Linked DNA regions of Homo sapiens: regions 1 and 3 are each linked to region 2. A link is a contact called in ENCODE Hi-C or POLR2A ChIA-PET data. All regions are on one chromosome and are shown on one strand. The core of a region is the stretch at or near the end of the contact, and the rest is flanking DNA. Distances in the headings are between cores, read along the strand shown.

The links. Hi-C counts contacts between places; a loop is a spot of excess contacts on that map. ChIA-PET counts read pairs that join two places held with the same protein, here RNA polymerase II (POLR2A). Pooled maps may share reads with other maps.
Region 1: a pooled map shows a loop between it and region 2 (2.6-fold over the local background). The contact joins two enhancer-like sites. A Hi-C loop is called at or near these places in 1 of 168 maps with a recorded cell type or tissue (PC-9) and 2 of 50 pooled maps. POLR2A ChIA-PET finds 5 or more read pairs at or near these places in 2 of 52 experiments (CD4-positive, alpha-beta T cell and activated CD4-positive, alpha-beta T cell).
Region 3: a pooled map shows a loop between it and region 2 (3-fold over the local background). The contact joins the promoter of HTR2A-AS1 here to the enhancer-like site in region 2. A Hi-C loop is called at or near these places in 2 of 37 single-sample maps with no recorded cell type and 4 of 50 pooled maps. POLR2A ChIA-PET finds 5 or more read pairs at or near these places in 2 of 52 experiments (PC-3 and activated CD4-positive, alpha-beta T cell).

The regions. Positions count from the first base shown.
Region 1 is chr13:47,214,540-47,217,239 of GRCh38, reverse strand. No RefSeq gene overlaps it. Among named protein-coding and RNA genes, the nearest start is that of HTR2A, 320 kb to the right of the region's middle. Within about 2 kb of position 1,344, at least 2 of the 41 ENCODE cell types and tissues checked have a DNase peak (open chromatin) inside an H3K27ac peak, as active enhancers do.
Region 2 is chr13:46,982,588-46,985,287 of GRCh38, reverse strand. No RefSeq gene overlaps it. Among named protein-coding and RNA genes, the nearest start is that of HTR2A, 87 kb to the right of the region's middle. Within about 2 kb of position 1,292, at least 5 of the 41 ENCODE cell types and tissues checked have a DNase peak (open chromatin) inside an H3K27ac peak, as active enhancers do; they include PC-3, where a contact is called at or near this core.
Region 3 is chr13:46,850,869-46,853,568 of GRCh38, reverse strand. HTR2A-AS1 (HTR2A antisense RNA 1) reads right to left here and starts at 1,429. Exons shown (of 2, transcript NR_103752.1): 1 at 1,343-1,429. The region is part of intron 3 of HTR2A (5-hydroxytryptamine receptor 2A); the gene reads left to right.

The DNA.
Region 1 (2,700 bases), core at 95-2,594, 230 kb before region 2:
AGATTTAACAGTGGTGGAATGTAAGGTCCTAGTCTCTTGAGGCAGCAGCATGTTAGAGCAAAGTTTCTGAACAGATGTAACCTAGTCTGTTACTTAGAGGCTCTGAATAGGAAAGCATTTCTTAACATTTCTGAGCTTTCACTCATTCATCCATAAATTATAGATTTAAAAGGTACCAAACTCCCAGAGCTGTTGTTAGGATTTGATCAGATAATATATGCAAACTTCAGAATGACTCCTACACTTGGCAAATCTTGTTCTTGTTATCATTATTCTGAACTAGTAGATCCTGAAAAGAATAGCTTGATATCAACATGAGGATGTCAATTACTATATCCCATTATCCTATAGAGCATGCAATCTCTGTCCAATTTGAAAGAGATCCTGAGAAGACATTCAAAAAAATAATGTGAAATTAAATATAGTTTGGCCATATTGCCCCTGAATTAACAGCATTATGTCTTTTACACTGAAAATTCAATCCAGAGTGTCATTCTCACATCTTGTCTGTTTCTTTTAAATGATGTTAAGCAAATGATCAATCAAACATGCTTAGGGAGACAGCTGATTCATCCTGACAACTAAAGGACAGGACAGTTTGTGTTAGAGACCAAAGTTTCCTTCTGTCAATAAATGACAAATAGATAATTACAACTCTGAACTTATGTTTACTAAGTCTCTTACAAAGCCTCACTTTGGGGCTTATAGGTAATGCATACAAAGTAGCCTGGCAAAGATATATTGTCTTGTATCTACACCTGCTGATTTCTCTTTCAAGCAGAGGAATCACATGCTTGTGGCATGCAGAATCACTTTCATGTCATCTTAGAATGCCTGTCTCTCACTTGAGCCTGCAGCTAATTTAACAGTATGACTCAGATACAACTATATTCACTAAAGGGAACTAACAACAATCATCTTCCTTTTAACGTTGAGTTTATAATTATCTTCATCAGACTGTCTTAAATATACATTAGTCACACCATTTGTTCTCAAAAGTTGTATGTCTTTTTTTTGCGGGGGTGGGGTGGGGTGCTGATTTTGTTTTCCAAGTTAGGTAGAAACAACAAATTAAAAACAAAATACCGCATCTTTGCTGATGAGGATATGCTTCCCAGTGTCTTGGACAAGACCTTTTCTCACAAAAAAACACCAAAACCTAATTGGGGAAAACTGAAAAACCAAGGAAGTTCTAGATGCCAAACCACAGCCTTGGGCACAAGGCAGAGACTATATGATCCTTGGGCTGCAGCTGCCCCCATGAAACTAGCCTCCAAACATCTGCTACTAATGTGAGTCAATTGATAAGTATTCAAAGAATTAAAGTCCCTGGAGGGAATGTCTAACTGGCCAATGAAACTCCATCAGGTTCTATGAGAGAGGCAGCAGTGGGAGGTGATAAGAGGCTGGCGGCGGTAACTACCCTCCATCTAAGACCTACACACAATTGAGTGTTCTCTTCAGAGGGAAATTGGCAGGCTATAATTTAAAAAGGGGAGGAATGAAGATAAATACTGGACACCCCCCAAAATGATAAATATTCGCTATGAGTAGTGATAGTGATACTAACAGTGATCCCTTTTTATAGGATTTTAACTTTATAAAATACTTTAAAACAATCTTATTAATTACCTCTAAAAACCATATCATTATGCCCATTTCACCAATGATGTAACAGATGATGTTCAGATAGATTAAGCCATGGTCACATGGCTTCGGTATGATTGGCCAAAGACTGGTATATTATGCAAATAATGTACTCACTCACTAAAGAGTTTTTGAATAAACAAATGAATGATGACCTTTAAAGAATCATGTAAGCATTACCTCTTGGAAATAGCTTCACAAATGAAAGAATTATTTGAAAACATTTAGTCCAACACTTTATTTTAAAATACGGGAAACAAGCCGTGAGTTAAAAGGACAAATACTCAAGGTGATGGTTATCCTATTTACCCTGATGTGATTATTACACATTGTATGCCTGTATTAAAATAGCTCATATACCCCATAAATATATATACCTATTATATACCCCAAAACATTAAAAATTAAAAATTGATTCAAATAAGACAAAACAATTAACATTAGAATTCTGGTTTACTGAAATTCAGTAACTTGCTTTTATTCTACATTGTATTAACGTCCTTGAGTCCCCTGCTTGTCCTCTGTTGGGTATTACTGTTTTCAGCCCATGAAAGGAAATAAGCATAATGTAGTCCATGCTTTCTGGGACCTCATGTGAAACTTGGAAGTCAGTGTTTCTTGTGTATCATCCCAGCCTTGAAGGACTTTTAGGGTGCTTCTGATGCTGCTTGAGCAATCCAGGGCTCTTAAACTCCTGCTAATTCCCTTCTGTAAACCCTGCATCCTGGTTGCTACCAACCTTGGAGAGTTCTTTCTCCCACATAGATCCCCCTTTTATTACTTTATTACACATCCACCAGAGCCCACAATGGGACAGTTACCAAAAGATCCATTCCAAAGCCTTTGGCTATTGGGTCAATCTAGAACGGGAAGTTCCAACTGAATGAGACAATTGTGATTACACTTTCTCTGTTGGTAGTGTGAGACATGTGTCCCCATTGGAATGTATTCCATAGCGGCAAGCATCTAGGGTAACTCTATTTCACTATTTGATCTATAGTTAAGTACAGTACAGATAAGCTTTTCAAGGCAAGGCTGGTGCATCAATTAGTA
Region 2 (2,700 bases), core at 43-2,542:
TGGTTTTTTTAAATGAATTTATCAACCAAATGTGATTAGGTACAGGCATGTTTTGTATCTGCAGAATCCAGGAACAACCTCTACCATTCTTATAAATCAAAGATTGGTGAGCTATCAGTACTATGGTCTGAGTATAGGGAAATTCAACTAATACATTTTGTATAAAACCAACCAGAGGCAGGAATAGGCTGTTTATAATTTAAAGAGATTCATTCAACCTATACTGACCTTTCCTTCTCTATGATATTTAAATTCACATACAACACACTTGATACTTCTCTAATAGTTACATATCTGTTAGTTTTTCTCCCCAAATTATTCAATGTTTTTGAGAGGAAACAGAATTGTTTGAACTACATTTAATGAACAAATACATTTCTCTCAAAAGACTATCAGTGCCAGGCATGGTGGCTCACACCTATAATCTCAGCACTTTGGGAGGTCGAGATGGGGAGATCACTTGAGATCAGGAGTTCGAGACCAGCCTGGCCAACATGGCAAAAACCCCTCTCTACTAAAAATACAAAAATTATCCAGGCTTAGTGGCACACACCTGTAATCACAGCTACTCGGGAGGCTGAGGCAGGAGAATCGCTTAAACCCGGGAGGCAGAGGTTGCAGTGAGCTGAGATCATGCCAATGCACTCCAGCCCGGGAGACAGAGTGAGACTGTCTCAAAAAAAAAAAATGTTTATTGAAGTTCCGATGAAAATTAATTTGGAGTAATTGAGGCAATAGAGTGAGACTCTGTCTCAAAAAAAAAGAACATTAAAATTAATTTCATACTAATTAAATCTAATGTACAAACTAAACTTAGTTTCACCTCTAATTTAGTCTTTACATATATGATTCCCAAGAAAAATACCACAGGTTACAGAAATCCAACTATTTCAGTTTCAAAGGGGGAAAAATAAGCTATTATATGACAAGCTAGTCAACAGATTCCTAAATCAGCCAGTTATTACTGATGTTATTCTTTTCAAGGGAAAGTAGACTATGCCAAAATTTTCAAAAATACAAATGTATATTTAATCCAAAATAACACTGCAATGACAATGATCTCAGTACCTCAGGATATACTCAGTAAATAAACACTTTCTGGCTGATGAATAGGTGCAGAGGTCAATAATGTGCTCCTAACAGGACTGCTCTTACATGAAAGGCATGATTCACAAGAGGAAGTTCCTGTTACTACACCCCAAAGGGTTCTCAAGGCCTGAATGCCTTCCTAGAGATACTTGTGTTTGCATGCCAAGCCATCACATAAAACTGAAAGCACAGAAAAGGTCTCACAGGTGTCTTAAAGATACAAGTACAGCAGGACAGCAGAGGTGTAGTGAGCTGGTAGCTGGACTCGGGATCTGGAAGATGGAAACAAAGAGTATAGGGTATGCCATAGGTCTCAATATTATAATGTTGGACAAAAGCCTGTGGTTGAAAAGATAATGAACATGCAGTTTAGTGACCAAAATAAGGGAGTGAATGTACGGAAAAACATTTTTCACAATGCCTACCTTACAGCATGTGCATGATAGGTGGTTTTTTAATGATTTTGTAGTATATGGGATCAGAAGCCCTGTCTGCAAAACTCCATACAAGGTCCCTCTCTCCCTGCCCATGACTACCAGCCACATTCTGAAAGGAATGGGTATGATGACCTGCAGGGGGATCGATGCCAGATACTAACAAATTATACCCCAGTGAAAATTCAGCAGAAGAGAGGAGTTCAAGATGGGAAAATCCCTTCTCATTTGGACCCACTTGGTCTCTGCAAAAAGCCATTCCTGCCACCAGCACCCAGTGGGCTGTGCTGTTCATGGGGGATACACAGCCTGGTGCTAAATGGAGCGCTGCTGCTAAAATCAGCTTATCACAGCTCTGCTCTTTTCTTCTTTTGACCAAGCTTGCATCACAGGGACCACAACAAAGAAAGGGCTTCCTGCATTTTGCAGAAGTGAAAAAAGATCAAAGATTCAGTCTGGGACAGACCTGAGAAGTTCAGTGGCCACATATACAAAGCCAAAATCGATGTACAGTCAGAGAAGGGAACCTCAGATTTGAGATTGAGACTGTGATGAAAAGTCCAGGCAATCAATCTAGGTCTGATAAATCAGTTTCCTAATTTTACAGACAGGAAAACCATATTTGAGAACTATTCCCACGTGCCTTCACCAGCCAGTAAAAGAGGGACAAGAACCCTACCTACCAGGGCCCAGTGCCAACATCTGTTCTGCCACAGTGCTATTCCTCAGAACAAGGGTTAGTGAACACACCTGGCTAGGGATGCTAAGGGCTAAGGCAAGTTCTGGTGAAGCTTCCCTGAACTTCCTGTTCCAAAACCAATCACCCTCCTCCATCCATGTAAAAGGGAAGGACACCTATTTCTAATTTCAGACCTAGCTCCCTCTATACTTTTACTCACCCCTTCTTACTGCCTTACACCAGGGAAACCCTATATTGCATAGATACACATCTATATATAATGTTGTAATTATTATTCTATGTCTTTTCAAAAGCAAAGATAATTTGTTTTAAAAAGGCAAAACTATGGAGACAGTACAAAAGCTCAGAGGTAGCTGGGGTTTGGGGATAGGGAGGAAGGAATAGGCAGAGCACAGAGGATTTTTAAGGCAGTGAAAATACTCTGTATGATACTTTAATGGTGAACACATGACATTATACATTTATTCAAACCCATAG
Region 3 (2,700 bases), core at 180-2,679, 130 kb after region 2:
ATCTGGGGAGGTTTAAAACAGCCTGATACACTTGGCCTCACCTGGAATGCACAAAATCAGAATCTCTATGGATTCAATTCACTATCAGTATTTAAGGCTGCCAGGTGATTCCAGTGTGCTGCCAACAACCACTGAGAGCACACAGCAAGGGAAGAGAGCAACCTGCTGGCTTCTGAGCTCTTTCTCCTCCCAGCCCAAGGGTTAGGGGATTGGGAGTCAGAGAAGTGGCCCAGGCAGATGAGTATGGAGGTGTCCAGCAAGATGTGGACAGATGGAGGATCTGGGAGCCCACATTTCAATGCTAGAGGCCATCTGCCCTAAGGTCCACCTTCCCCTTCTTCCTAATCAAGATCACCAGGAGGCGCACAGGCTGTAACCCCTTCTCCTGGTGTACGATATTAATCACGGCATCTTATATCCCCTGAAGGGGATATAAAGTCACAAGAAAAAATTTCTAGGCATATGAGAAGCACAAACTCTATAAGATACTGACAACAAGCAGACCAACTTTTACCTAACAATTCAGAATAATGCACTATATTAAGGAGAAAAAGAAAAATCAGATAAGAATTACCAGGAACTTTATAGGAAAAAAAAAAGCCCTAGAACTATTATAGGACAGACAAGACCTAAGTAGATAAAAATATAACATGTTCAAATTATTGAGATAACTTACCTTTGTTAACTGTAGAACTAAGGTGTTCATTTTCCACCAGATTATCTACAGTTTCAACAGTTTTAATCCAAAAGTTAAAATTTTTTGAGGAGCATGACTAAGTGATTTTAAAATGTTTATGGGAAAACAAAAGTTCATTACACCCATAGCTTGTATGTGGACAGGCCAAGGAAAGAAATCAGGGCTTCTGTCTCCCAGTCTGGTGCTAATTTCACCCCACCTGTCTACAGCCGTGAACTGCATTTTAACAGCACATAAAGAAATATACTGCATGCAATGCCGCTCCTCATATCATAGAACAATTATCTTAATCATAGGAAAGCTTAGAAGTTAACACATCAGTCTGAATGGCATCATAGCTCATCGTTTGTCCCTTTGACAAAGAACTTTTGTAGCGAATGCCACTCCAAACACACAGGGGCTAAGGCAAGGCTGTTACCGCAGTGGGAAGAGGGTAGCACTCTGTGTAAGCAGACGTGGCCAGCCCAGCCGAGAGAGCCCCCCTTTGCTGACTACCTCCAAGAACGTGGACACCTACAGTGCCGCCCAAGCGCCAGAGCGAGTCCCGGCAATGTGTGCCAGCTCCTTAGTGCTGCTGTAGCAATGACTACAAACTGAAATGACACCTCTGCTGTTGGCTTAAAACAACACAAATTTATTACTTACAGTTTTGGAAGTGAAAAGTCCAAAGTTGGTCTCACCAGGCCAAAACCAAGGTGTCAGTAGGGCTGCGTTCTTTCTGGAGGCACTAGGGAAAAAATATGTCACTGGCCCCTCCAGCTTCTAGAAACCACCTACACTCCTTGGCCCACGGTCCTTTTCCTGTTATCTTCCAAGGTAGCCAGTACAGATTGAATCCTGCTCTTATTGAATCACTTTGACCCAACACACCTTCCTCCCTCTTCCACTTTTAAGGAAATCTGTGATTACATTGGGCCCACCTGGATAATCCAGGGCACTCTAATTATTTCCAGCTCAGCTGATTGACATCTTTAATTCCCATCTGCAACTTTAGTTTATCCTTGCCATATAACACAACATATTCACAGCATCCAGGAGTTAGGCGTAGGCATCTTTGGGGACCATTATTCTGCTGATTACAAAATGCATCAGATTCAAACATTTAGCAGGCTAGAGCTAACACCTTCCTTATTACTATCACAAAATGTAGAAAAGCGGTGAATATATCATCGGGAAGTTTGCAGCTTATTTGGCTGGATCCACAACTGCCTTTCATGCCCAGAATGTTGCTAAAAGGAGAGTCTCTCTCCCAGTTACTCTACATCCATCCTGCCCTTGTAAAGCCACCTGGAAAACTGAAGCAATTTTTCAGAAATCCCTGTTTCCATTATATAAATATTCCGTGCGAAAGTGTTCTTTTGGTCTGACTTATTCTAATAAATGCTCCCATTTAACATGCATATGTGTAATCCAGCAAATTAACTTCTCCACAGGATATTAAAGTTAGTGTGTTTTGTGCTGTATGTATCTGTGCATGTACTATGTTTGAACCAGAATATACAATGTATCAAGGAGCTCATTCTTTATCTTTTTCCTGCATTTTCTTATAAACTATTTGGCTGATTAGATTTTTACTGTGACTTTTGTTTCTTATGTCTTTTAAAATTAGAAATTACTGCCATATTCTCTAGAAAAGTACTATCCAGAAGAAATAGAACTATGAAGATATGAAACTGGTTTTACTAGGAAACACACATATACACAGACACATACACACAAGACATAGTGTTTGTACACCCAGGCTCAGTGATTCAGAATCTTTTTTGTGTTGCAGAGTATTGGGATAATTACCTCTTTCCTGAAAAATGTACGTAGTCACATGAACATGAACTTTTGCACTCCTTTTCAAAGGGTTTCTGCCCCATCCTCACCCCCACCCCAGAAATCATCTATAGGTTAATTTGGAGGAAAAACATTCAACATCAGCACAGGTACGGGACACCAATTAGCTGGGAACCATGGAAAGAAAATAAGCATTGTAAGAAATAGCAGAGAAAATTGTA